2 separate regions of the Homo sapiens genome follow, and region 2 is linked to region 1. Evidence: read pairs that join two places in POLR2A ChIA-PET (ENCODE). Cell type or tissue: MCF 10A. All regions are shown on one strand. Each heading gives the region's core, and the rest is flanking DNA. Links, peaks and the distances in the headings are about the cores only.

What was found. Peaks named below come from ENCODE experiments on the same cell type or tissue, not always from the same donor. Only the 100,000 strongest peaks of a DNase experiment are listed, where the experiment ranks them.
Region 2: POLR2A ChIA-PET joins it to region 1 with 5 read pairs; 1 of 35 experiments calls an interaction of 5 or more read pairs at or near these places.

What each region holds. Positions count from the first base shown.
Region 1 is chr1:158,034,564-158,049,019 of GRCh38, forward strand. The region is part of intron 1 of KIRREL1 (kirre like nephrin family adhesion molecule 1); the gene reads left to right. Among named protein-coding and RNA genes, the nearest start is that of KIRREL1-IT1, 16 kb to the left of the region's middle. RefSeq lists an enhancer at 11,025-11,557. In MCF 10A, for the core only: a CTCF peak has its summit at 1,604 (motif pointing left); DNase peaks (open chromatin) are centred at 1,598 and 3,428.
Region 2 is chr1:159,476,378-159,491,480 of GRCh38, forward strand. LINC02819 (long intergenic non-protein coding RNA 2819) reads left to right here. Exons shown (of 4, transcript XR_922189.4): 3 at 6,527-6,607; 4 at 13,580-13,652. Among named protein-coding and RNA genes, the nearest start is that of LINC02819, 18 kb to the left of the region's middle. In MCF 10A, for the core only: no CTCF peak of the experiment used is centred there; a DNase peak (open chromatin) is centred at 7,324.

The DNA.
Region 1 (14,456 bases), core at 1-8,000:
CAGAATCTCCTCTCGCCAGCTGTGAGACCTTAAGAAAGATATGAAACTGAGATTCAGCTTCCTAGGGCTGAGTTTTTTGTGGCTGAAGAAGTTAAATGAATATAAAAGTGATTTTTGAATTGTAAGCTGTTCATAAAACATAAGGGATTGTTATTTCTTGCTAATTCCATCTTAGCGCAGTTACTTAGGCAATAGGGGTTGAGGGACGGGAGACCCTGGTGATCCACAACTTCGGTAGCTAGGGTAGACATATTTTTGGATAATGTGGGGCCGTCTAGTTATTACTGAAAAATCACACGTTTATTTCTCATGCTACCAGATATAAATGTGTACTTTTTTTATTGAAGAAATTGAGGCAAGCTAGAAAAAAAATTTTTAAATTCTCTCTATATTTTCTATTTAACAAACATCTTTACTGAACTGGTTGTGTGTGTGTTCATGTGTGTATATGTGTGTGTATTTATTTTTGCCATTGTTCTGTTTTTCTTACCTCCTTTTCTTCCACCTCTTTGGGTATGTATTTTATCTTGGAATCTGGGAATTGAAGCAGGAACTGGTAGGAGCCATTCCCTTTGCCCCCTGGCTAGGTAGCTATTCAGGCTCCCTCTCTGCCTCTTTTAAGAGATCAATTACTTACCATCCGTCAGTTTCTTTTATCTTTTGGAAGGAAACCTGTTTAGAACAGCCCCCTTGGGACTAGGGCCCCAGGCAGCGAGTGTAGTAGAGAAGTGAGGTCCAGATGCTGTATGCTGATGTAAAGTTGCGACTGCCCTCATGGAGCCTGACAGCAAGGACTGCAGAGTTTTTTCCCCATCTCTGGCATCTTTCCTCCATCAGCAGAGGGTCCAGGGTATCAGGATAATGACAAGACCTTGCCCTGAACAGTAGAAGGGTAAATACAAAGAAAGGAGAGAAATCAAGGGGGAGACAATTCATATATAATGAGCACCTATTCTGCACAAGACACTGCTAGATATTCTACTTACTGTTGACCTATTTATTTTAATTCTCATGGAGCCCTGTTAAATAAGAATTACTCACCCTATGTTCTGGATGAGGTGTTAAGGCTCAGAGAAGTGAAGGTGGAGCTGGGATTCAAACCCAGGCCTGTCTGACCCCAAATCCTAGTATTTTTTTTACCAGTCCATGATCTGTCGGGGCTTTAAAGAACCACTTTGATGGAGACAGGCCATGCCCCTGCTATGTGGAGACCATGTGGTTAATAACAGTGATTGGATGTTTGGGTGATTTTAGCCACAGTCTATGTCCTAGTAGCAGTAGTGTCAATAATTTGGGAGGAACATACCTTTGCCCCTTAGAAAGGCATTTTACTACCCCAAAGTCCCAGAAACCTACAGAGCCCTACAGAACTACACAGAGCCAGGGGGAACTGGTATTTCCAGGGGTGGATTTATGCATTGACAGAGTTTACCATCATCCTTCAATTCTCAACAAATGCAGAGAACCAGAGTGTGGACAGATACTTTTCCTAAACCAACAGTCAAAACCCAGGGATACTGGGGATTACTAAAAGTGTTGTAGTTTGTTTGTGTTTTGATATAGAAGGGACCTTGGGCCTTGACATTACAATGCAAGTAGACTACGGTGCAAATGGCGCCCCCTGGAGCACAGAATTAGAATACAGAATTTCCATTTATTTATTCATTTATTCATTTCTTTATTTATTACTGTTCCAGACTTATTTTCTGGTTGTAACTTATTCAGATAAATACTGCAACGAACTTGTAGCACCAATTGGACAGATCAGCTGGAGGTGCTGGGCAGTGATAGACAGTTTAGGTGGCTTAGGGAGCTAAACTAACGTGGAGAATATGCAGCTTTTTTGCAGACTGAGTAATAAGGGGACATGCATGATGCTTAGGTAACAGAAAGCAGTCCACTATGTAACCTGTATTTACAAATGCGGAAAGGACATGGAGAATGAGAGCAATTCGAGAGGGCTTCTAGACCTTTCCAGGTTTTGGCAGGACCTTCAAGGAGAGCGGCAAGGTTCACGGAGGAGGATGGTGTAAGTTCTCTCAAAGCAGTCACAACCCGGGAAAGAGAGGCGCTTGATGGAGGAGATAAACATCCATGGACCGCGATGCTTGGTGCAGTCTCGGTCAGCTCACTGGGTCTGATGTCCTCCAGTCTACAGTGAAGGGCTTGGGCTGGATTATACCTGAGGCCTCCTGATGCTTATGGTTTTCATCTTTTCTGGCCTGAAGTAGGGGATAGAGAGGGCAGTTTGGGGTGGACAGCAAGCTGTCTGGAGAAGAAAGACTGGGAGAGCAGATGAATGAGGGCCGTTAGACAGGAGTGAGGACGGCCGATAGCTGGGCTGTGGGCTTTAATCAGCCAGAGGAGCCTTGGCGGGCAGGTCTGGAGTGAACCACCCGGAGTCTTGGACTTCGATGGAGCCTGAGATGGGACAGTCTCAGCTGGGCCCTTCAGGGCCTCCCGTGTCTCCTTTGGTTCTCCTATGTTAAAGAAATCCCAGAGGCTGCTGTGGGCCCATGGGTGTCATGCAGCAGCGAGTCCAGATTTGGAGTCCTGGACACCTGGGTTCTAGTCCCACTGCTGCCACGACTAGCACTGGACCTTGGCCTAGTTGCTTCATCCCTCTGGGCTTGTTGAAAGGGGTCAATCGGCCGGGCGCCGTGGCTCACGCCCATAATCCCAGCACTTTGGGAGGCTGAGGCTGGTGGATCACAAGGTCAGGACTTCAAGATCAGCCTGGCCAATATGGTGAAATCCTGTCTCTACTAAAAATACAAAAATTAGCTGGGCGTGGTGGCACATGCCTGTAGTCCCAGCTGCTCGGGAGGCTGACGCAGGAGAATCACTTGAACCTGCGAGGCAGAGGTTGCAGTAAGCTGAGATTGCGCCACTGCACTCCAGCCTGGCGACAAAGCAAGACTCTGGCAAAAAAAAAAAAAAAAAAAAAAAGGAAGGGGTCAATCACACCTACTTCTCAGGGGTCGTGAGCATTAAGTGAATCAATGTCTATAAAATGGTTAGCAGCATGCCTGGCTTATATACGTGTTCAATAAATGACCATTATTTTAATTATTATTAGCTATCAAGTCCCATCTCTCCTTCCAAACCCTGATTGTAGCTCCCTCCTCCAGCAAGCATCCTCTGATTAAGCTCACAGGTCTCCAGTTGCTCGTACACACTGCACCCAGGCTCTTGCAGCCTCACTTTGGGGTTTCCAGGTAGCAGTTGGCTTGTTGTCCTGAGTGTCCTAGGAACATGGTCTTTAGAGTGGGGACCTGTCTCCTTTCCTCCCCAGATTCCTTACTGCCCATTGCAGATTTTGGCCCTCAGGGCACTGGGCTGAGCCCAGGGTGCCTGGCTGATGGACTTCCTGCGACTCATAACTATTTCCTCACCAGGAAACACCCCCAGGCCCAGTGTCAGCTAGACTCGGGGCAGGACCAGCCTGCCAGCGGCTCAATGGCTCTAGCTAAGTTAGGGTCTGGCTCTGTGCCCACGACCTTCCTGGGGAGCTCGTCTCAGGCCTGCCACCCATCTGCCTGGCTGATGAGGGAGGAAGGCCAGCTATTTCTTCCTGCTGGAGGAATAGAGGTCCGTGTGGTGACTCCATCCGTTCTCCTCATGTGTGAGCTGAGTCCTGTGCATTCATCCGTTTAGTTCTCAATTCAGCAAATGTTTATTGAGTCTTCCACTCTGTGCCCCGCACTGCTCTGGTCCCTGGGGACCTGGTAGGGGTCACTGTAATGAGGCTTTGCTCTCACAGCTGCAGGGGGTCAGTCAGTGGTGGTGGGAGGGGGCAGAGGACAATAGCAAGTAAACAAGAACATATGGACTGTGAATGAGTGTTATGATGTTAAAGATGAAGCAGAGTGGCATGAAAAAATCTGGTGTCTTCCAGTCCTTTTACAGGTGGCTCTTCCTCTTTTTTTTTTTTTTTTTTTTTTTTGGAGGCAGGGTCTCTTTATGTTGTCTGGGCTGGTCTTAAACTCCTGGCCTCAAGTGATTCTTGCCTTGGCCCCCCCAAAACACTGAGATTACAGACGTGATCTACTGTGTCTAGCCATTCTCTTCCTCTTTTAAGGAATGCTTCCTAGTGTGTGGTAGGAGTGATTATTCTTAGCCCTGGGAGATCTCACAAACTGACGACTGAACAAAAATAGGGTTCCAAAGGGTCTGAGGAGACGTGAAAAATTCTGTGTCATGTCAAAGAAACAGTAGACTTGCCCACTAGGGGCTTTGTTTTGTTCACGGCTGTAACTTCAGAATCCAGAAGAGTGGTACGTAGTAGGTCTTCAATAAACATTGATTGGCTCCAGAGGGCTAAACGAGGATGAATGGATGTGAACGATACAGAAAGGCAGAGTTCCACAGACTATAAAGAACAGCTTTTTAATAGCTGTAGCTGTCAGCAGATAGAGAGGGCTGCTTCATGAGGCAGTAAGCCCTGCAGCCCGAGAGGGTTCAGGAAGAGCCAGGCTGACCACATGCTGGGCACGCTGGACCGGAGACTTCTGATTGAGAGGAAGGTTGGACAAGGTGACCGCCATTATCCTTTCCAACACTGAGGCTCTGCCATTTCAGCACCACCCCTTCCCAGGCCCAGCCTGCCTATGATTTTGCATCATAAATGCCTGGACTTTGCTGACAATGCCTATGTCTTGCTTGCCATAGAATTGTCCACGAAGAGGAGCCCTGACTGCTCAGCAGTAAAAGGGAAAATCACTTGGAAATGTACTTCCCTTTACTGACCCTGCAGCTCTGTCCTCATTTTATTTTTCTGTATCAAATTGCCAACAGTAAAATTGCTGGATGCATGGCATGTGCTGTTTGCTTCCTTTATGGCCCCTCATTCCCACCATTTGGCCAGTAGAGAAAACAATTAGTGGTATTGGCTCGAGTCTCAAGCTGGAGGACACAAAAGCAGCAAAGGCTGAGCGGGATGTGAGAGCTGGGCAAGCTGGGGTGACCAGAGCCGGGATGCGCCTGCACTCACATTACCGTATGTCTAGAACCTCCCACCCCACACTTACTCATCAAGCCAGCTTTTTCCCCAATCATGCCAATTGTTCCTGAACCTACTGTCCTGCAGGGACCTCTTTGCTTGAGCTCAGTTCTTTCCTTTTCCTCCCCACTCCTTCATGTCTCCTATCAGGCCTGTGATGTAAATACAGTCTGGTCATGTATTGATTGTCTATTTCTAGGTCTTCTTTCCAAATGGCCTAGATGTTGCTACCTGTGTTGGTGTGTTGGTCTCAGAGGGAGGTCCCAGAAGGGAGAGAGCTTGTCTGTCTTGTTCTTTATAGGGAACTGCTCTTGCCACCTCTGGGCGTTGTTGTTATGTTTTTCAGTTTGTTTTGATGTGTTTGGTTTTTTGTTTTTTGGCAACCATGCCATCTCCTTGTGGGCTGTTGATCTACTCATAAAGCAGAGCTCTGAGGAGAGGAGAGAGTTGATGCACAAGGGGTTCTCCAGTGGAAAGCATGAGACTGGGCCTCCCTTGCGTATTTTTCCTTTGCACAAATTGTTGCTTTCCTTCATTATTGCTCATGTCTAGGGGCATAACATAATCCTCAGTTTGTTCATTCATTCATTCACTCATGCATTCACTCACTTGTTTGTTCAATTAACCACAGTTATTGAGACCCTTATGTAAGACCATTCCTGGGCTTGACCTCCAGGATGTAGATATAAGTAAGAACCAGCCTCTGACCATACATCTAACTGGGGAAAGAGACATGTGGGCTGAGAAATGCCATAAAGCATAGCAAGCAAGTCCCATAATAGAGGTCAGAGACATGGAAAAGAAAAAAACTGTGACTTTAGAGTCAGACAGACCAGGGTTGAAATTCTGACCCCAGGTTTTATTGTTTTTATACCTACTCCAGCAAAGGTTTGATGGAATGATAACATCTATCTTCCAAGATTGTTGTGAGGGAGAATTAAATTAGATAATGCATAGTCAGCACTCTATAAATATGGATTCTTCCTCTCCATTGTCTAGGAGAATACAAAAGGAGTTACTCACTTTGCCTAGGCAAGTTAGGAGGGCTTCACAGTGGAGGTGGTTTTTGAGCTTGATTTTATAACACAGAGCAGTTTTCAGGTGAAAATGGAGGGGAAAAACATTTCAGAAAATGGGAACAGGCATTTCCTTAATATCAACCCTAGTAATGAAAAGGCTGGTCTATTCAGAGGAGGAGGGCTGGAGCGTGTGCTAAGATGGTGGTTGGTGGGGGGCTGAAGATAAGATGGAAAAGAAGTTGGGAACCTGGTTATGAAGGGCCTTGGGTGACCAGCTAAGGATTTTGAACTTTATTATCAACAACAAGGAAATAATGGAGGTTTGTAAGCAGTAAGTGATGTGAATCAATCTTGTGTTTTAGGATAACTCTAGGGGTAGGGGGAGCTGGGCATGTGTGGAAGTAGGAATGGAACAGAGGAGAGAGAGCAGGTAGATGTGCATCCAGGAGAAACTACAACCAGTCAAGCAACAAATGTTTATTGAGCAGCTATTATGTGCCAGGCACTCCACTGAGCATTTGGAATACAAAGATGAATTGAATAGGATCCCTGGGATAGACAGATAAATAGGGAACACAATAAACTGTGGTAAGTTGTGCTAGAGGGGAGAACAGGTCCTGTAGAGGCCTTGGGGAGGGTCAGCTAATAAAAGATGCTGTGGACAGGCCACTCATTTATCCGCATAGGTGTGCATACATCTCACAACTCCCGTGTGCCACTCACAGACAACTTCGTAAGGTGGTCCTGGTCTTGAAGTTATCCAGGAGAGAAAGATAGGTTTGAACCAAGGGAGAGACAATTCAGGAGGGGAATCATTTAATTCAAAAAGTATTCTGGAGTTGGAATTGACAATAGATTTGAGATAAGGATTAAGGGAGAGGAAGGGATCCAGGCTCATAACAGTCCCTCTGAAGGTGCTGAGGCTTGAGTGTCTAAGGAGAAAGGAAAACCAGCAGAGCAGCTAATGGGAATGACCAGAAACCTGAGGGACCCCTGCCCTCTGAGCCTCACTTCTCCTTATCTTAGAACCTAACCCAGAGGGAATCACTTCTCTCCACCCTCGCTTGGGCTTTCCCACCTCTCTCTTGAGATTCCTATCTCAGTCCTCTCCCAAAAGAACCAGGTTCAAATCTCAGCTCCCTTACCTACTGTGTGCGTGATGGTGAACAAGTCTCCCCTCTGGTTTGTGCGGTGGGAGAATGGGGGTGCTTGGTACTCTAAAACCCTAGGCTGATGCTAGGACATTAACTTTCATCATTGCAGGCAGCAGGTTGACTTGGATGGAGTGGAAGGGCATGGATTTGGTGAGCTAGAGATGGCGAGGAGGGTTAGGCAGTTGGTCTGGTTCAGAGATTTCTTTCTGGGGAAGGAGGTGAGAGGAACAAATTGGACCTCAGAAGTTCAAGGGCCTTCACAGGAACTCAGAGAACTTGCTACATTGCCTGAGCACTTCTGGAGCTCAGAGAACTTGTTCAGAGAACACTGTTACATTGCCCGAGCACTTCCAGAGCTCTCGATGTCACAGGAGGCTTGGAGGGAGGGACAAGAGAGGAAGAGAGCTCCTCCAACACCAGAATGGAGGTGGGCCCAGGGCCATGAGTAGCTGCGTCGTGTGGGTCTTCTCCAGGGTGTGTGTGTGTGTGTGTGTGTGTGTGTGTGTGTGTGTGTGACTCAGACCTGGTAACTAAATAAGGTTTCCAGGTGAACGTGCAGGTAAGGGGGGCCCGGCCTAGATGCTCCCGGCACCAGTTGAGAGTGACCTTTGTGCCCTCCTATTGCTTCAGTTTTCACTGGGAGGCAGCTAAGATATTTGGAAGAATCTTTAACATGAGCCCAAAAGTATTTGCTTCTTTGGTTATGCTATTACCTCATTCTCTGTTACCTGAGCCTCAGTTTCCACATGCGTAATATGGGATACCAGTCCCTCCCTTGCAGAGCTATTATGAGATGAGGTGAGATTATGGAAGCAGAGCTCCACACTGCTGTAACACTAGCTAGTGTTTACAGAAGCCAGGCACTGGTCTATGTACTTTACAGATGCATGTTGCCTCATTAAAACCTTCACAACAACCTGAGGTAGGTACGACTATTCCCCAGTTTTGCAGATGAGAAAATGGATGCAGATTGGCTGTTCTCTGGCCTGTGCTCTTAACCACCTGCTGCACCCTCTGTGATGTTATTACTATGCCTTATAAATTAGCTTTGCCGGCTGGGCACGGTGGCTCACTCCTGTAATCCAAGCACTTTGGGAGGCCAAGGTGGGAGGATCATGAGGTCAGGAGATCGAGACCATCCTGGCTAACACGGTGAAACCCCGTCTCTACTAAAAAAAAAAAAAAAAAAATACAAAAAAATTAGCCGGGCGTGGTGGCAGGCACCTGTAGTCCCAGCTACTGGGGAGGCTGAGGCAGGAGAATGGTGTGAACCTGGGAGACGGAGCTTGCAGTGAGCGGAGATTGCACCACTGCACTCCAGCCTGGGCAACAGAGCGAGACTCCATCTCAAAAAAAAAAAAAAAAAGATTAGCTTTGCCCTTCATCATGAGGGTGGGGGCACTCCAACACCTACTGCGAGGAAGCAGTGCTGGAGAGAGGGAGAAGCTGCTTGCAGAGTGGACTGTGAGATCCACACTGGGAGAGGCTACAGATGGGAAAAGAGAGTGGATGGAAAGCTCCTGAAAACTGAAAATGGTGACATAGGCATGGGATATTTTTGCCCCAGCCAGCACCTCATTCCCCCCTTATGGAAAGAGTGGCGTAAGAATCCTGACCCCACCCCTCCTCCATTCCTGCTCAGATGTGCTCAGCCCTCTCTTGGCCCGGCTGCACGCCTCCCTTCCCCCAACCTGTGGCCTCCACCCCAGGCGGGATCAGATATGGTCTTTGTCTTTCTGCCTGGCTGCTCCCTTTCAGGGGATAAAGGCCTCTGTGTCTGGGAACACTGATAGTTCAGGGGAGTTTGAGGGACAGCTTGGGAAGTCTGACAGGACTCCCTAAATAAACGCCTTTCCTCTCCACCCAGTGGCCATATCTCCCCATTACCTTCCCCTAGGCTGGGTACCCCATTACCATGAGTTCTAGGGGCTGTGGAGAAGGCCTCTGCTTTCTTGGGCCCCTGCTTAGGGGGAAAGAGGAAAACAGAAGAAAATGTGCCTTCCTGGGGCACAATGAGACACTGGGGGTGGGGGTGCGGCAGTGGTGGGCTGTGCCATGGCAGGGAGCCGTGAACAGCAGCATCTCTGTGAGAGATGCTTTGACGCCACAAAGGACCCCATGTTTAACCCTATTTTTCCAGCTTCACCCTGCAAATTACTAGCTTTGTGACATTAGGCAAATTACTTAATTTCTCTTAGCCTCCACATTTCCATCTGTAAAATGGGGTTAATAATAGGTATCTTAATGGTAGATGTTGAGGATTCAGTGAGGCAATCCACATAAAAGAACAAGCTCGGTGTTTTGGACATTCATTCATTCTTTTAGATGTGAACTGGATGCCAACCGCATACCAGGGACTGTGCTGCATGCCAGGTCTGCAAAAGTGAGCAGCTGGACATGGCCCCTGCCTTTGTGAAAAAAAGCAATCTCTGCAAGGCATGGTGGGTGCCAGATGTAAGAAGCATTACATAAAAGGCAGCTGTAAAAAAGTGGCAGAAGGAGGTGAGCCCCCTTCTGTCTGCCTCCAGAGCCAGGTCAGGCTTAATGCAAGGTCCTGCATCTGGGAGGGGACAGTCATCTGTACTGACTGGGAGGTCCATGCCCAGAGAGAGCTTCCATCCTCTCTGGACACTCACTTTAATGAGAAGCGGACAAACTGGACTTCCCTAATGGAGGACAGTGGTGAAGCTTCCAAAAATTATAACAGATTTATTTATTTATTCAATGTTTTTAAAGTATTAGGCATTTTTTGTTTGTTTGCTTGTTTGTTTGTTTGTTTTGAGACAGTCTTGCTCTGTCACCCAGGCTGGAGTGCAGTGGCACGAACTCGGCTTACTGCAACCTTTGTCTCCCGGATTCAAGCGATTCTCATACCTCAGCCTCCTGAGTAAATAGGATTACAGGCATGCGCCACCATGCCCAGCTAATTTTCGCATTTTTAGTAGAGATGGGGTTTAGCCATGTTGGCCAGGCTGGTCTCGAACTCCTGGCCTCAAGTGATCCGCTCATCCCAAAGTGCCAGGCCCTTTTTCCAAGTGCTGAGGATACAGCAATTAACACAAAGAAAAAAGAAAATCTCTACCCTCATGGACCTTATATGGCTTCTGTCAGAGAGAGGGACAATAAGCTAATTAATAGGTAAAATATTAGTTAGTTGGATATTGATAAAATGGAAAATAATTAAGCAAGGGAAGGGGAATCCGGAGTCTGGTGGGGCAGTGGTCCAATTTTAAGTAGTGCAGTGAGTAAAGAACTTACTCAGAAGGTGATAACAAGAAAAGATGTGAAGGAGTTCAGGGAGTAGGCACATTAAGGGGAAGAAGCATTCCAGGCAGAGGGAACAGCAGAGGCAGAGGTCCTGAGGGGAAAATGCACCTGGTGTGTTTGAGGAAAAGCCAGTGTGGATGGAGGGAGGTGAGCAGGGGAACTGGTGATAGAAGTGAGGAGTGTGCCTGCACATGTGCACAAATCATGAGGGGCTACAACACTGCCATACCTTCCCCTAGGCTGGGTACCCCATTACCATGAGTTCTAGGGGCTGTGGGAACGCCCAGAATCCACAGGTTAGGTAAGGGCACAGTCCCCAACAAGGACTGCCCTCGTTTCAGATGTCAGCTTCAAATTTGGGAGTCCCCAGGCCACCTGGACTTCTGACCAAGTAACTACAAATTCAGTGGTTCCCACAACCCCTTTGGGATCAATAATTTGACAGAATGACTCTCAGGACTCAGGAAAGTGCTATACTATTACAGTTTTATTACACAGGATATAAATCTGGATGAACCAAATGAAGAGACACACAGGACCAGCTGTGAGAGGGTCCCAAGCATGGAGCTTCCGTGCCCTCTCCCTGTGGAATCAAGACGTTTCACCCACCCTGCACATCAATGTGTGTACCAACCAGGAGGTTCCATGACTCTAGGAGTCCAGAGTTTTTATTGTAGTTTTATTATCAAATCATTTTGGCATGTGATTGAATTCAGTCTCCAACCTCCCTCTCCTCTCTGGAAGCTGGTGTCATGTGGCTCAGTGCCCTAACCTTCTAATCACGTGGTTGATCTTTCCAGCATCCTCAGCCCCAATCCAGAGTCACCTCATTAGCATAAACCCCAGTGTGCAATGAATAACAAAGACATTCTTATCACTTGGGAAGTTCCACGAGTTTAAAACTTCTGTCCCAGGAATGTGGACCAAGGCCAGAAAAATTCTTCCTTATTGGACCAGAGCCTTGAAGGAATCACAGGACTTAGGCTTTTACTTTGAATGAAATGGGAAGTCACTGGTAGATTTTGAGCACAGGAGTGACATGGTATAATTCATGTTTTAACAGAATTGCTTTGGGTACTGTGTCAAGAATAGATGGTGTGAAGGAAGGGCAGGAGCAGAGAGACCCATTAAGCAGCTACTGCAGTAATCCAGGCACAAGATGATAGCTTGGGCACCATTGGCATGCCTAGAGTCCACAAAAAGTGGTCCATTTCTGGGATTATTGGGAAATGAGAACCAGCAGGACTTCCTTATGGATTGGACGAAGGGTGAGAGGGAAAGATCAGTCAAAGATGACATTGAGGCTTTGTCTTACGGACCTGGAGGAATGAAGCTGGCTTTGACTGAGAAGACCAAGTTTGGGGGTGGAAGATCGGGAGCTCAGTTTTGGACACATTAAGTATGAGAGGCCAATGAGACAGCCAAGTGGGGGTGTCCAGTAAGAAGTTTGAGCGATGCCACTGCAGCTGGAGGGAAAGGTCTGAGCTGGGATAGAACATCAAGTTAGAGATGATGTTTAAAGCTGTGCAACTGGTTGAATTTAACAAGGGAGCGAACCAAGAGGGAGGGGAGGGCCAGTCAGGACCCTTCAACAAGAAGAGGAGGAGGAGGTTGTGGAGCAGGCAAGAGAGGAGGAGGAAACCCAAAAGACTGTGGGGTCCTGCAAGACCAGGTGGGGAAGGTCTTTGAGGAGGGAGGGATCATCTGTAACAAGTGTGCTGATCCATTAAGCAAGATGAGGACGAAGATGAGGGCCAGTGTTGGATTTAGCAACTTGTAGGTCATTGGTAACTCAGCACTAAAAGTTCTGGTGTGAGTTCATGAGTGAATGGGAGGAGAAGGATTGTGTGTACTACTATGCTTCAGTGCTTTTGCTATAAAGGAGAGCAGAGCATGGAGGGGGTTGCTGGGCACAGGGTCAACAGAGAGGTTTTAAGAGAGGAGAGAATGCAGCCCCTTTGTATGCAGATGCCTGTGGAAACAACAGGTTAAGAAACTAGGGATGTTTGGTCATGAGAAGAGGAGACTCCAGGGATATGTCATAACTCTCCTCACGTGCTTAAAGGAGTGTCATATGGAAGAGAATTAGATTCATTTTATGTGACTCCATAGAGAAGAACTAGGACCAATGGCTACAAGCTACAAAGAGGAGGATTGTAGCACAGCCTAAATAAGAATTTTGTGCATCCATGTATTTGCTCATTCAGGAAGTCAGTATTGAATGCCTGCTGCATGTCTGACACTGGCCTAGGCACCAGGGGTCGTCATGATGAAGATTCAGCCCTTTCTGGCTAATGGAAGAGAGCAACACAGACAAACAATGATTGTGCCATGTGGAAAGTGCTGACAAGGCCCCTGTGTCTGACTGGGGTGGGGAATGGGGGTTCAGGGGAAGGTCAGGCTGGGTGGAGAAGTCATCATTGTTGGCTGAGGATATTCCACCTTCTGATAACCGAGAGCCTATTTGGCCTAAATAAATGAGACTTAAAAAGGCACTTGAACCTCAGTTATCAGGTCCATTTTCTGGATGGCTAGGCCATGTAGATGCAGCCTTCATAAAAATGATACCTGATATATGGGCGGTGCTTTATCATTTACAGAGAACTTCTAATCCTCCCCACAGCCTGCCAGGATCATTCTGTTGTCCCTGTTTTCTAGTTGGGTTAACCAAGGCTCAGAGCAGTGAGCCTTGCCTAAGGTCACTTCATTATTATAAAGATGGAGCTGGGGCCAGAACCCGGTTCATGAGTCCCTGGTCCAATGAACACACCCTCCCAGAGCTGTGAAATGCTGACTATAATTTGCCGTCTCCCTTCTCTGACCCATGCACAAAAGTACTTTGGGGCCAGGATTTGGGTCTCAGCTGAAACATTTCCTAACCTCATGCCCCTTCTCCTGATTTCTTGAAGCTTTCCCCAGTCTGGTTTCTGCAAAAGAATCTGCTCTGATGAAGCCAGAAACTTTTCCACCCTCTGCCTGGGGCTTTCTCCCCTGCTCTTTCTCTCTGGTTCCAACCTTTCTCTTTTGCCTGATCTTACATCACATTCTCTTACTTTAAGAAGATCTCTGGACCTCATCGTGGTCTAAAATTGTTAGAGTCTTCATACTTTCTAGGCCAGCAGTCCCTGGGTTCCTCTGATGTTGGTGAGACCTATTGCGTCCAAAAAATTAGGGGAGTTGGATATCTAAACACTGTAAATAAGAAGGATGGAAGGAAGAAGGATAGGGCAAGAATAATAGTGATTATTAAAACTTACATCAGGCTTACTACCTATGAAGAATTATTTATGTTATCTCCATTTTACAATTGAGGAAACTGAGGCACAGAGCACTAAAGCAGGTTGCTCCAGGTTGAGTAGCAGAGCTGGTTACCAAGTGGCCATGCTTAGCTGCTGTGCTCCACTGCTTCCCTTAAGAAGGAAAGGAGGAGAGAAACAAGACTAGGAAAGGCGTTTTTTCAGCATGATTGTTTTGAGCCAGCAGTGTGCTGAAGCTGTGGGGGAAGAAATAGATCTAGTCCTTGCCCACAGTGAACTCACAGCTACAGAATTACAGAACATCAAAGTTGGAAGAGACCGTGGAGATGTCATCCAAATTGGGACACAGGGAGGTGAAGTGAAACACCTACGAAGGAAAAGGGAACGCATACTTTTGCACACATACAAAAATAGCATAAAACATACAAGTCAGCGGTTCAAGGCAGGCCATTAACAACTGAAGTTGAGCACCTGTTACAGTAAATACATGTCTGGATGCTGCAGCAGGAGTGAAGTAAAGTCCTTGCCCTCCAGCTGAGGGGAAATTGCGAGAGTAGGAAATAGGATGACATTGACCGAGAGAGTGTAAAGTATTTAAAGTGTTTGAACAATAACAAGCAGTCCAATTTGGTAGGAGTTGAGCTCACTTCTGAGAGAGAATTGAAAGGTAAGGTGGAGATGCTAAGGGAGGTAGTACAAACTGAGCTCAGAGAGTCCAGAGAAGCAGTCAGGTGGGGCTTATCGGGAAAGGCTTTCT
Region 2 (15,103 bases), core at 2,802-10,801, 1.4 Mb after region 1:
TCAACAGTGGCAGAGATAGAGGCTATGCATGTATTGCCATTCACTAAGCTTTTGATAACTACTAGCACCTCTGATTATCCAACTGCCAGTAACAGAGACCAATAATGTACTCCAAGTATAGCACTATTTATCAAGGAGACAAACCAGCTATTTATTGGCAAGTTGACTACATTGGGCTCCTTTCTTCCTGGAAGGGTTAGCAGTTTGTCCTCACAGGACAGAAACTTACTCTAGGTAATGGTTTCCTTTTCCTGCCTGGAGATCCTCTATCTGCACCTCTATTGGGGGTTTACAGACTACTAGATCCTCAAGCATGAAATCCTGCTCTATAAATCATCCAACCATTGGACCCACCTTGCAGCAAAGGAGGTGCAGGAGTGGGCCCATGACCATGGTATCCACTAACTGTACCACAAGCTGAATAATTTAGAAGCAGCCTGCCTGAGAGGATATTGGAATGACCTGCTAAAGACATAGCTGAAGTACCAGCTTGGAATAAACCATTTGCAAAGATAAGGTGCTTTCTTCCAAAACACAGTATGTACACTGGATCAGAGACATCTGTCTATACGATGCTGTGTCACTAGTGGGAATAATGCATAGGTCCAAGTCCAAGAAGTAAAAACAGAAGTATCCCCACTTACCATCATTTCTGTGTCCCTTTGGGAGAATTTGTGCCTTCTGTCTGTTTATTCTGAGCCTTGCAATGTTAAAGGTCCTGGTGCCCCCAAAAGGCCCACCCTACACAGGGACACATCAAGGGTGCCATTGAATTACAACCTATGACTGCCACCTGGGCGTTTTGGACTTTTTATATTCAAGGACTAGCAGGTAAGAAAAGGAAATTGTGACAGCAGGAAGAGGTAGGGATGTTTTTACACAGTAGGGACACCAAGAAATAATTGTGGAACTCAGTGATTCATTTAGATTAGATACTTCTTGGTAATTCCTTGACAATTGTGATTGTGAATGTTCAAGTGCAATAACCTCTACCTGTGAAGGATGGGATTACTAGACTCAGACATCTCAGGAACAAGGGTTGCGGTGAAACCACAAGTAAGCCACTGAGAACTTTAGAAGTAAGAGCTGAAAGTGAGGGGGAAGTTAGAATTAATAGATGAAGAAGAAAATAATAGTATCAGCTGTGGCCCCAAGACAGACTGCAAAGATGAAGGCTACAGTTTTTCCCACTAATCTCCATCATCTAGGTTTCTCTTCAGAAAGAAAGGCTTCGTGGAAGCCTTAAAGAGGTACTGCCTGAAGGTATATTGAAAATGTATCCATGCCATATAAAAGGTAGACTATTAAAGGTGTGGAGATAACCTATTCAGATTCCCTCTTCAAGAAAGAATTTGTTACCTATACGCAAAGAGTATGGACAGATAAGAGTCTCAAGATGTTAACACCTCCAAGTCCATGGGGGCTTTTGATTCAAGGTCATATTCTTTTGGGGGTCTCCCAGCCAATGACTAAACAAGACTGTGGTACGGAGGCCATTTCTACCAATATGGGATTCCTTTACTAAGTCGTCATCTCTCCAGTGTTCCCCAATGGGTTGGGAGGGACTTTGTCAAATCTACAGCACAGCCTGATCACACACACTCCCTATTCTCGCTTCCTCCCTTTTGCTTTCATAGGTCACTCCACAATAGACCTTTCACACTCCTATCTCCAATTCAGATTCTGTTTCCTGAAAGACTCAGATGAAACAAAGTGTTACCTTTTTTCATGAAGGTTTCTTCTTGGTAGGGAGAAGTATCATAAACAAATTCATAAATATACAAATATAATGTCACACATTATTTTTAATAAAATAATACAGAGCAAGGGTAATACAGAGGCTTTTTTTTTTTTTTTTTTTTTGAGACGGAGTCTGGCTCTGTCGCCTAGGCTGGAGTGCAGTGGCGCGATGTCGGCTCACTGCAAGCTCCGCCTCCCGGGTTCACGCCATTTTCCTGCCTCTGCCTCGCGAATAGCTGGGACTACAGGCGCCTGCCACCGCGCCTGGCTAATTTTTTTGCATTTTTAGTAGAGACAGGGTTTCACTGTGTTAGCCAGGATGGTCTCGATCTCCTGACCTTGTGATCCGCCCGCCTCGGCCTCCCAAAGTGCTGGGATTACAGGCGTCAGCCACTGCGCCCGGCCAGAGGCATTTTTATTAATGGGCTGGGCTTGTGAGACTTCTGTAAAAAAGCGACATGTGAGTAGAGACCTGAGTAAACCACAGAAATATGAGATATACAGATATCTGAAGAAAGTGAGTATGTTTTTGCCTTATATCACATTCAACACAGTGGCTTTTCCAAATCACCAACTATAGCCCTACTCATTCCAGTCTTAGTCAGTGACTTGGTATCCTACCTTACCAGGAATATTAAGGCATTTTGACATGTGTTCCTTCAAATCTCTCCTCTTAACCAAATGTCTCTCTGTATCTTTATTCTACCTCTGTTGCCCTGTGACCCTCTTTGGGGAAGAAGAGTCTGCTCTCATGGCCAACACTAATCTCTCCATTTGTAACTGAAGACAAGCAATGTAGTGGTGTTCTCAACTGCCAAGGAAAAATTGTGCATTTCTGCCTCCGGGGAACACTGCCATTTTCACAGAGTATGAATCAGAAACTACTGATGCTTCATAAAATAAGACAGATGACTCTCAGTGCCATATTGCAAAAGGACATGTTCAGTAGACTGTTCATTAATTTATTATTTAGTGAGCACCTGCTTATGTGCCTCATATTAGCAGTGATAGTAGAAAGCCAGGACCCCAAATCTTTGGCCAGCTGTCTCCTGCTATAAATTCTTAATAGGGCATGTTCGGCACAGATTACACTCCAGGAAATTGCATACATTTGTCCCCAAATAAAGTCCAGTGTCTGATGACCAGGCCTGGTTCACATGTGCCGTCTGAGATTTTCTTCAGCTGGTGCAGATGTAAAGTCTTAGGATAACCTCTTTGACTTTTCCCACCAGGTCTACTACAGGAATTTGGCTAGCTGGGGTTTTTCGTTTGTTTGCTCATTTGTTTGTTTGTTTTAATGAAACAGTAAAAGGAGGGACAGAAAGAAGATCCTGAGAATAAGAACTCAAATCTCCCTAAGTACAGTCCAGGCTTCCCTCACTCCAGGAGCTCACTCCAGGCTTCTCTCTGTGCCCTTTCCAGGACTGTCGGCCTGTCCTGATGCAGACATGCTTCAAAGCCTGGAAAAGTAGGCACTATTGCTGTACCAGCCCCATTGGAATAAGGGCAGAAGCAACAATAATTCCAACTGACAACCTTCTTGAAAAACACATGTAACCTCTTTGACCAACCTGTTAAAAGATATACCTGTTTCTTTTACTCCTCCCAACATCAACACTGTATTATAGTGCCCCAAGAAACCTAAGAATCTTTTTGCTTTTATTCTAAAACTGATAATTACTTCTGTTGTCAATGATGTATCCTGCTTTTATGACCTGTCAGAAAATAAATAATCATATAATAAATAACTGACAAATCATTACACATAAAGTTCAGCATTTTCCATGTCTAAGTGCATCAGTATTTAAGTTCAGTTCTTACTCTTGCCATTGTTGTCTGGATAAACTTGGAAGGATTACCTCCACACACAAACATCACCACTTACACCTTGCACCTCTGGATTCTTCCTAACTCTCACAAAAACTTTGTTCCTATTCCTGAAATTGTGATTTCCCATCATTATGAAGACAATCAAAACTTTGGGAGTCATGGTGATGAGCTCTTAGAAAACCTTTATCCACTTCACAACTGGATGAATTATCTTCTTTCTTTCATCAAGATCAGGTCTGCCACTTGTTCGGAACCCAAATCTAGCACTATAAAACTTCAAAACAATTCTTCCAAGTGTGTAATAATATTCAATGTGTTCTTAAACACAATGTCTGCTATGACCCTCAAAAAAATTTTTTTAATTGTAAAGTGAGCATAGCAGAAAGTGTTAGCTCCATTTTATAGGAGAGAAATGTGGTACACATTTTTTGTGAACCTGTCAAACTCCAAATGTTTTCTTCACTGTAACTGCCTTTACTCTGAATCCATATTGTTTAATTCTCAAAATTTATCTCTTTGTAATGTGACCCTATCTTTGATCAGAGTTGGTAGAATCAGAGAAGTTTATCAAATCCCAGTTAGATCACTCTGATTCCCTCATTTAGGAATTTGGAACTAGGAAAGAAGTAGAAATTGGGAAGTAAAAATGTAGAGAAGAAAATGAAACAGGAGAGTCAGGAAGTGGTGGGGAAAGATGAAAAGAAACTGTCCATGTAGATTAAACTATAACATTAAATTGGTAGTTTTTGTGAGGAAAATAGCCATCTGAACAGAAAAAAAAGGAAGTAAATAGATTACAGACAGAAATGGAGACAAAAAAGTGAGAGAGAGTGCTAAAACTTCCCAACTTCATCATCTAATGTCTTCTTAAGGTGTGGCTACATTCTTGCACTTAAGTTTTATGGGATGCTGCTACAATTTACAATGAATTTTTCTTTTTCTTAAGCTAGGTCTAATTGATTTTTACATTTGCAACCAACATGAAAAATAAGATTCAAAGTGATTAATAGTACCAAAGATCACATTGTCTGGTAATGAAAACTGAAAAATTCAAAAGCAAAGCCCAGGTCCCCTGACTTCTAGTGAATTAATTATGATGGGTTATTTTATCTTAGAGACATCTGTGTAGATCTAGATGGAGCAAAGATAGAAAGATTTGTGCATCAAAGTCAAAAGGAGGAAGACGGTCCCATAATTTTAAAAAGCAAAGATGATTGTAAGGTTGAATGTTGGCCTTGAAAAGATATGTCTACCGGGAACCTGTGGAGGTGACCTTATTTTGAAAGTGTCTTTGCAAATACAATTAAGTTAAAGATCTTGAAATGAGATTATCCTGGATTGGGTGGATCTTAAACCCAAAGACAAGTGTTGTCCTCATAAGAGGAGAACATGAGAGAACAATTGAGTATACTTAATGAAATAATTTTCACAGAAAAGAAGTCAATGTGAAAACAGAGGCAGAGATTGGGGTGATGCATCTGCAAGCCAACAAACACCAAGGATTGCTGGAAACACAGAAAGATGGGAGAGAGCCATGGACTTGACCAGCTCTGTGGAGGTCTTGATTTTAGACTTCTAGCCTCCAGAACTGTGAGAGAATAAATTTCTGTTGTTTCAAGTCACCAAGTTTGTGGTCATTTTTTATAGCAGCCACAGGAAACTAATGCAATGCTTAACAATATAAATAAATACGGAGAATGAAAAGAAAGTAGAGAATAAGAACTAAAGAATACATTACTATAACCTGGGATATTTAAGCTATAAAGTCCGTACGAGAAGGCTAGGGTCAGTATTCACTTGATTCAGGTGTGGTCATCTAGCTTTTATTTAACACTTTGTAAGTGCTGGGGAGACACACTGCTGAGGATACATGAGGAGAAGAAAACATTTGACTTCAAGGAGCTCCCAGTTTGTAAGACTGTGTTGAGGCTGAGTTGTTGACACCTATGCTGCTAAAGAATAATTATTATTCTTAAGTTTACTGCTAAATTTTATTTCTTTGGAAAAAATTATTGAGAAATTAATTGTTTTCTTTTTTCTGTTATGGCCTCATTAGAGAATACATGTCTTTTTTTTTGCTTCTTCATTAACACCAACAAATATGTTATATGCTTCTCTACCACTTCTTACTTTGGAAGCTCTTTGACTGCAGGAGAGTAGTAAACTGTATTTTTTCCATACACTTCAAAACGAGAAAGGCCACCAAGTGGGTATGGCTGGAGACTGTAGCTTTGGGGGGGAAGTGGGTGGCACAGTTTCAAGGGAGTTCATTCTCCTAGAGGAGGAACAGGAGAAGATGGGTCACTTGAAAGAGCTCCATGTCATGGATTCATGAATATCTGCACATTCTTCAAACACAGCACCCCACAAGCAGAAAGATCCCAGAGGAAAACAGCCGTATGAATGCCCATGGAGATTAAACTCTGTGAAAAGAATAATTTTGCAGATTATAATGAAACTAGAACCTGTGAAGGCATCTTTTATTTGTGGTGGAATCAAGGAGAAGAAGTAGACCATAAGATATGAGTTCTCCCACACACATTTTTTCTTTCACTGAAAAAGAAGAGCTTATATGATTTACAGAGTAATGAATCAGACTAACGTACAGCTGATTAGTTCGTTTGCAATTTTAATGAAAAATTCAGTTTCCTATAATGTATGTTTTATACCTAAAATGAACAGTATATGTTTTGTAACTCTTCAAGTGATGGTTACATCTCAGGGTGATTACATAACGCTTGAGTATACTTAATGAAATAATTTTTCTAGGAGGAGCTTGTGATAAATAGCTCCAGAAAACCCTGTGACTATCTTGGAAAGTTTCTTGCTTCTTCTTAACAAACGGAACAAGAAACAGAGCCTCACGCATTTAAATTTCATGTTCTCTTAGTACCTTGTGCTCCCAATGTCACTAGATTGTGAAAGTTCTTCAACCTCTTCTCACTTACTTTACTAGGGGGAGACATGACAAGCTTTACGTGTTGAAAATACAAAGAGCCTGACCCTACAGGAATCTTTCTTTCTGGCCTTTTTCATCGTGAGTACATGCTTTTGATTTTGATCATGGTTAAATAGAAAATATTTAAATTATAATTTCTATCCACAAGGATAAAATTTCTATCCACAATTTCTAACCAACAAGAGTCCCCGTGACTCACCTGGCACAGAGGTTGGGAAACTTCAAGTTGATTCCCAGGCCTAAGTATGGAACAGTCTTTATCACTTTCCAAAATGTAGCCTGTCCACATTTTCTTGTGCTGCATAAGCCCATCATCCCAATATAATACAGTAGAGAAAAAGAAACTGATGCTGAAATTCTCATGGGCTTTGATGAGCAGAAACTTGGTAATATAATTTTGATTTAGAAAAATAAAGAAACATGACATTTGTTATCCCTAGAGATTTATAAATTGATTCAAACTTATCATTACTGCACGTGGAGAATCCGTGCTTAGGAAGGACTACCTGTGTTTATTACTCAAAAAATCAGGGTAATTTGAGCAAAGTTGAAAAATGTTGACTAAAGACTCATCTTGGCCAGGGCACAGTGGCTCACACCTATAATCCCAGCACTTTGGGAGGTCCAGGCATGTGGATTGCTTGAGCTCAGGAGTTTGAGATCAGCCTGGGCAGCATAGTGAAACCCCATCTCTACAAAAATACAAAAAATTAGCCAGGTGTGGTGGCACGCCTGTGGTTCCAGCTACTTGGGAAGCTGAGGTGGGAGGATTGTTTGAGCATGGGACGTGAAGGTTTCAGTGAGCTGAGATTGCACCACTGCACTCCAGCATGAGTAACACAGCAAGATCCTGTCTCAAAAAAAAAAAAAAAAAAGACTCATCTTTAATCTGTTGTGATGATTTGTTCATTACGCTTAATATATATGATCTGCCCATAGCTTTAAAAAATGATGTAGTATTAGCCTGTAAATCCTCTTTTCTTTAGTATTACGTCTTCTAAAAGCTTATGCTGAATGCATACTTCCTCGGCTACCAACTCAGAAAGGAAAACGCCACTGGTATCCAAATCAAGTGTAGTAGACTGAGCCCTCTCCCTTGTAATTACTGCCACTCCCACTTCTCCAGACACTCTTTCCACCCCATCAGCTCACCAACAAAACTTACTTTCTATGTATGTTGCAGTGGCAAGCACTGGTCTGTTGTCCCTCTGGGCCTTAATCTTGAGTAAAAACTGGTTCTCCTTCTAGTGCTATATTCTTTTTGTTGCTCAAAACACAACACTACCACCTTGAAACTGTAACATTTCCTATTTGCTTATATTGTTGTTGGTATCTCTTTCTATCATCCCAGCAATACTCATGTATAAGATCTAGGGACTTCATGGCTCTCAAAGAATCTAAGCTCTCAATATCCCAAACTGAAGGCCCAACCCAGCCTTTGATCAGAATTATAAAGTGCATTTATTGCATAAAAAAACAGTTATCCTGAACACAAAAATTAGATGAAAATAAGATCCTTGGAAGTTTTTGCTGCATAGCCGTTTTAGATATATTTATTAAGCACCTATTGATCCATCACTAAATAAATTTACTGTGCATATTTGTTAATATTCAAGAAACAAAATGGACAAGTTCTCTGCTATTATTCTAGTAGTTATGGAGAGACAATAAATGTTTAACAAATAAATACATAATATTTCAGATGGCAAGAAATGCTAAAGAGGAAAAGTCAGGCAAGGGAGGTAAGGAGTGCTAAGAGCAGGGTTTCTATTTTATATGAGATAGTTCAGGAAGACATTACTAATGAATGACTTTGCAGCAGAAACTTGAAGAAATGAAGGAGTCAATCATGCAACTTCATGGTCAAAAAGCATTCCAGAAGAAGCAGAGAATCATTTCAAAGACCTTGTGGCAGTACTGTACTGTGCATGCAGGAGGAACAGAAAAAGAAAAAAAAAAAAAAAGCCAGTATGTACGAAACTGAGTCATCTGGAAGGGCAGTGGTTCTCAAATGTGGCTACACATTGAAATCACCTGGGGATATATTTTTTTAAATGATGCCTTGATTTACCAGCTCGATATTGTGATTCAAATGGTCTGGGGCATAACCAGGACATTAGGATTATTTTGAAAGCTTCCCCAGGATATTCTAATGTGCAACAAATTTGGACTAGAAAAATATGATAAGGTTGCCTAGCAATACTTGAACCCACAGTGTCTTTAACACAGAGTGGAATGAAAGGGTCTTTGTGTTGTTCTCCAACTGTCTACTGTTTGTTTCCGTGGCAAAGTAGGTTGAAAGTTGGATTTAACTAGGGTTGGAGATTTTTTAGGTAAATGCAAAGGAAAGAGAAATTAGCTGATACTCTGCCAGAGAGTGATTATAAAAAGGGACCATGGAATCTAAGGTGGGTAAGAAGAGAAGCTAGGACAGGAGAAGAGTAAGAAACAGTGTTAGGATCAACAAAGTGCTATTTAGGTCAAAGATTTGTTCCCTCAGATACTAAAAGGAGAGAGCTGGAAATATAGGCAGTGATGGACATAGTGATTAACAGAGGGGATATAGTTTTTGATAATGGACAGATCTAGCATAAGACATAGAAATATGTGGCTGAGCTAGAGTAAGAACAAAAATTATCGGAGGATAAGACAAAACAGAAACACCAAGGTTTTGACAGGATAGTCTACATGGTTATTAAAATCACTAAGAATTATGATAATAGCATTACAGAGAGTGATAGTAATGTAGGAATTAAAATATTCAAGGAAGTAAAGGGAGTAACCAGAAGTGTCTTTAAATGACCAAAAAAAAAAAAGAAAAAAAAAAAAAGGACCGGGCGCAGTGGCTCACCCCTGTAATCTCAGCACTTTGGGAGACTGAGACGGGTGGATCACGAGGTCAGGAGATCAAGACCATCCTGGCTAACACGGTGAAACCCCGTCTCTACTAAAAATACAAAAAAAAATTAGCTGAGCGTGGTGGGGGGCGCCTGTAGTCCCAGCTACTCGGGAGGCTGAGGCAGGAGAATGGCGCAAACCCAGGAGGCGGAGCTTGCAGTGAGCTGAGATAGCGCCACTGCACTCCAGCCTGGGGGACGGAGCAAGACTCCACCTCAAAAAAAAAAAAGGGAGAGACAGTTCCAGTAGTGGAGTCTGATAGCAGGAGTTTCAAAGCTGAAAAATTTTTAAGGAGGATGGAGAGAAATGGACTGGAAGCAGCAGTAAGGAGCAAAGAGCTACCCTATCCCCAGGACAGAAAATATCTACTCTATGAGGGGCCACAATAGAGACAGAGCTTCAAGGGAGTGCCAGGTTTCAGTGTGAACACAAAGGTGAAGGAAACATTCAAGAGAAGAGACAAAGATATTAGGGACCTTGCCAGTGATGGGCCATGGATCCTCTAGGGAAACGATTTGGCAACTGGAAGTGGAGAAAGAGCAATTTAGACTGTGAATGAAGACCTCAATCGAGAGGGGTGACTTGGTGTATTTGATGTGAATATGTGTCAAGCCATTCAGACAGTGTCAGGTATAGAGTAAGTGCTCTATAGTCAGCCACTATTGGTTGTATGGTGGCTGATGAGTACAGGGATATAGGTCATGATGGAATTAGTTCCAATGGACTCCTGGGATGGTTGCATTAATAAATACATGATTTGGGGGGAAAACTATGAGTAAAAGTCTTTACAAAAATTTGTGGAGTTCTGGTCTTGTATAAATGGAAGTAAATACAGGACCTAAAAAAAGGAATGGAGAACCTAGATCACCACAGCTCAATGAAGTTAAAGAAAAGCTGTTAAGAAAATACTTCACAAACCTCTGGAGAAAAAGAATGTCTTCAGTGGACCTGAAATTTTTAGGAATTCCTGAAAGCTAGAAAACAGCAGGGTACCAATGAGTATTGTGTGGTGGTTGTAGCTTAATGTTTACACACTCTCACATACTCTTCGCTTCAAATAATGGAGCCTAACTCCTCTCTCCTTGAGTGTGACCTTTGCTTAGTGACTTGCCACTAATGGAGTAGAATGTACAATAGGGACTGCATGTGACTTCTGAGGCTAGGTCATAAAAGGCACTGTGGCATTATCCTTGCTTTCTTCCTAGGATCAGTAGCTCTGGGAGACGCCAACTGTCCTATCTCTAAGGACACTAAGCAGCCCTGAAAGAGGGCACACATGGGAGAACTTAAGGTCTTTCGACAACAACCAGCTCTAACTCACTAGCCATGTGAGTGACCCCCTTGAATGCTGGTCCTCCAGCCCCAGTTGAGTCTTCTGATGAGCCCAAGAAAATACCTTGACTCATGAGAGGCTCTGATCCAGAACCAACCAGCAAAGTCACTCCCAGTGTCCTGACCCACAGAAACTGTATGAGCTGGTAATTTTTTTTAAATTATACTTTAAGTTTTAGGGTACATGTGCACAACGTGCAGGTCATCATTCTCAGCAAACTATCACAAGGACAAAAAACCAAACACCGCGTGTTCTCACTCATAGGTGGAAATTGAACAATGAGAACACATGGTCACAGGAAGGTGAGCTGGTAAGTTTTGAAGTAATTTGTTATGCATAAGTAGATGGTTAATACATTATGTTTGAGCTTTGATGTTAGACTGGACATACTTTTTTATTTTTTTAAAATAACTATAATTGGCATGTAATAATTGTACACATTGTGGAGTATATAGTGATGTTGTGATACATATATAGAGGGTAATTAGCATATGCATCATCTCAAACATTTATCATTTCCTTGTGTTGGGTACATTCAATATCCTTCTAGCTATTTGAAACTACATAATATATTATTGCTAACTTCAGTCATCCTACAGTGCTATAGAATGCTAGAACCTTTTTAAGTAGGAAAATTTTCTCATCCCTTTAACTCCTTTTTGGGGGCATGACCCATTACCCCCTACATTCTTCTTAAGCTGGATGCATACCAATTTAGGAACAGGACGGGGATGGGATGGGGTGGGAGTAGAGATCTTTCTCTTCACCTACTTACTGAACCTTGACTAATAGACTTCTCATCCTGCAGCAAGTCATGTACCTTGCACAGAGTGCAGAAGGTTTATATTTTTATAACATCCCTCAAAGCACAGAAAAGAGATGAATTTCTTAGTATAGTAATGCACAGGAGCTGTACTAAGAGGCAGTCACTCTTGGCAATGTAAAAAGTCTGATGGACTATAGATGTTTGACCCTGAGGCCATACCATCCACAGCATCTCTTTTGTTGTATTTATTCCCTCTACAATTTATTGAATTTTGCTTTCAAGCTACAAAAGCAGTACCTACTTGTTTGAACAATAAAACAACTGTCAGCATATAAAGAAAGTCAACAGTCTCTTCACTTTTCCTCATTCCCAAAGTAATCAGTGTTAACGGTTTATTCTCTACCCTTTTACCCCTTATCTTTCTGCATTAACAAATATAAAGATACCTATTTCCCTTTGTTTCTTTATGTTTACCAAGACTAAACCACACGCATTACTCTGCAATATGCATTTTTCACTTAGAATATGCTATAACTGTCACTTCAGATTAATACACACAGGTTTAACTCATTTTATGTAGCTGCATAATATTCCATAGTAAATATGGAGTATAATTTATTCAACCATTCTCCTGTTAATGGTTGTTTTACATATTTACAATTAAAACATAGTGTGACGATCATTCTTTTAAATATACTTTTACATACTGGGACCTATTAGGTTGTTAGACTTAGTGATTTATGAGTCAATGGGTATTTTTTTTAATTTTATAACAGTGTTCCAAGTAACTTTACAATATTTGTAGCCTTTCACAGTGATATCACCAATATATGAATCCCCATTTCTCCATATTCTTGGAAGGGCTGAAGAGTTCTAAACTTCTGTAACTTGAGGCAAAAATGATATCCCAATACTGTTTGACTTGCACTTCCCTGATTAGATGCTGAGCATCTTCTAATGTGTTTTGGGACACTGGCTATTCTTTCAGTATCCACAAGATTTGCTGAAGAAGACAAGAGAGGATGGATATTTTATTTTATTTTGTTTTTTGAATTTTAAAATTGAGTTGAATAGACTTTATTTTTTAGAACAGTCGTAGGTTCACAACAAAGTTGAGCAGAAAGTACAGAAAGTTCTCACATACCCTCTCCCCACTCCCACATACAGCCTCCCCAACCATCAATATCCAGCACCAGTTACAATCCATGAACCAACATTGATACATCATTATCAACCAAAGTCTAAAATTCTCATTAGCATCCTCTTTGTGTGTTGTACAGACTATGGGTTTTGACAAGTTTACAGAGACATATATCCACCATTATATAATCATACAAAATAGTTTCAAAGCACTGAAAAAAATCACCTCTGCACCACCCATTCATCTTTCTGATGATAGCCCCTGGGGATGTTGTTTATATAACTAAGTCATCTAACACAACCTGTTAAGAGAAAGTTAGATTCTTTCTGAAATGGGTAGATAGATATGGTAGAGATGGCTCCCAATGGCTACAGTGGAACTCTGGACTGATATCCTTCTGTTACCCAGCGTAATGCCTGTGTGACATAGCTGAATTTCTACTCTGCCCTAACTTTGCTGATCTTTAAGAAAAAGAATACCTGCAATAAAAATTTTCCTTTATAGCCAGACCAGCTGAAACTGGTTATAACCAAGAGAGATCAACTTCAAAAAAACCTCAGGTTTCATTATAATCTCATTTCCATGCTAAATGACACTCCTATCAGTGCTGTGACTGTTGACAATCGCCATGGCAATGACCAGAAGCCATAAAACGACAAAAAGGAAGGGAGAACTCTGGTTCCAGGGAGTTCACGGCCCATTTTTGGAAAACACATGAATATTTCTCCCCTTACTTGTAATGTCATTAAATAAACATTCATTAAAGAAATATTATATTTTAGCCCTCTCACCCTTCACTAGTGGAGAAATTGATTTGTGAGCCATGCCCCCACATCTGAATTCTATGGCCATCGAATAAAATTTGCTCTGCTTGATGCTCACTTTTCGTTTTGTATATTGGCTTCATGACAGGAAACAAGGAAAGACTCTATCTTTTGGGGGACCAGCTTTGTCAGTGACACTTCTGCTGAAGACAAGATGAATGATGCAGGCAATGTTGAATGCTACTGGATATCAAAACCTGATAATTTTTAGGGATACAGAAAAGAAGAGAGAAGCTTGAACTGTTGATTCAAGTCCTATTGAGTGGTCACTAAATTCACTCATACTACAAGTTCAGATACGCAGAGAAAATACAAATTCTTTATTGTCTATAGCTGATTGCTTCCTGCCAGGTCTCTAGTCATTGGTTAACAGGAATAAACAAGTGTATTACATAGTTAGTCTTAGTCCTATGCAGTAATTTCTACAGTTCATTTAGATAGTAGCCTCTCATTTGGAGAAAAACACAGTCTCTCAGGTAACCTTCCCCACCCTTGTCTCTCTTCCCAAGATCTTGTTGAAACCAAGGGCTAATCTTTTTAGTCACTTGCTTTTTGTTGATTGTTTTTAACCCATGTAGCTGAAAGCCACACTGCTAAACACTATAACTTAACCTTCATGAGCTCCTTTAGAGATAATGCTTCTGATGTATATGTCACCATGGTAACAATTGCTTAAGTTGTTTTCAGGAACTTGGGGGTCAGCTTTTGTCCAACTTAAACCAGTTAAGACCACTGACCTTTCAACTGGGCCTGCACAAATGCTCAAGAGGTGAGCTTTTGATGTCAAAGAGCCAAAGATTCTTCTCTCAAATCGTGATAACACCACCATTTTCTGAACATGCATCCTATAAGGAGCCATGAACACCAACTACACTTGTACACATCATCAGTTACCTCATTTATCCCTACTGCCAATCACTTTTCTTCATGCTTTAGACCACCTCGCTTCTTTACCCCATGAATATCCCTGAGCCAGCCTTATCTTCAGGGAAGCCGATTTGAGAGCTGTTCTCCTGTCTCCTCTCTGGGTTTCCCTATGAATAAATCTTTCTCTACTGCAAAACTCATTATATCAGTAATTTGCTGTCTGCATGATGGGCAGAATGAGCTTGGTTTTGTATCAATATCGGGTAGTAGTGAGAAGGGTGTGTGGGTGATGCTTCATAGGTGGAGAAAAGAGGAAAAAGTCTCCCTGTCTCTGCGTGTACCCACCGGTCTCCAGATCTCTACTGTTGTCCTCCTGCTGGTTGTAATTCTGTAATGATTAATTTGATATGTCAACTTAACTAGGCCATGATACTCTCATATTTCATCAAATATTATTCTAGTCTAGATATTTTCGTGAAGGTTTTCTTTCTTTCTTTTTTTTTTTTTTGAGATGGAGTCTCACTCTATCACCCAGGCTGGAGTGCAGTGGCGCAACCTCAGTTCACTGCGATGTCCACCTCCCGGATTCAAGCGATTCTGCCTCAGCCTGCTGAGTATCTGGGACTACAGGTGCCCACCACCATGCCGAGCTAATTTTTATATATTTAGTAGAGACAGGGTTTCAGCATGTTGGCTAGACTGGTCTTGAACTCCTGACTTCAGCTGATCCGCCCACCTCGGCCTC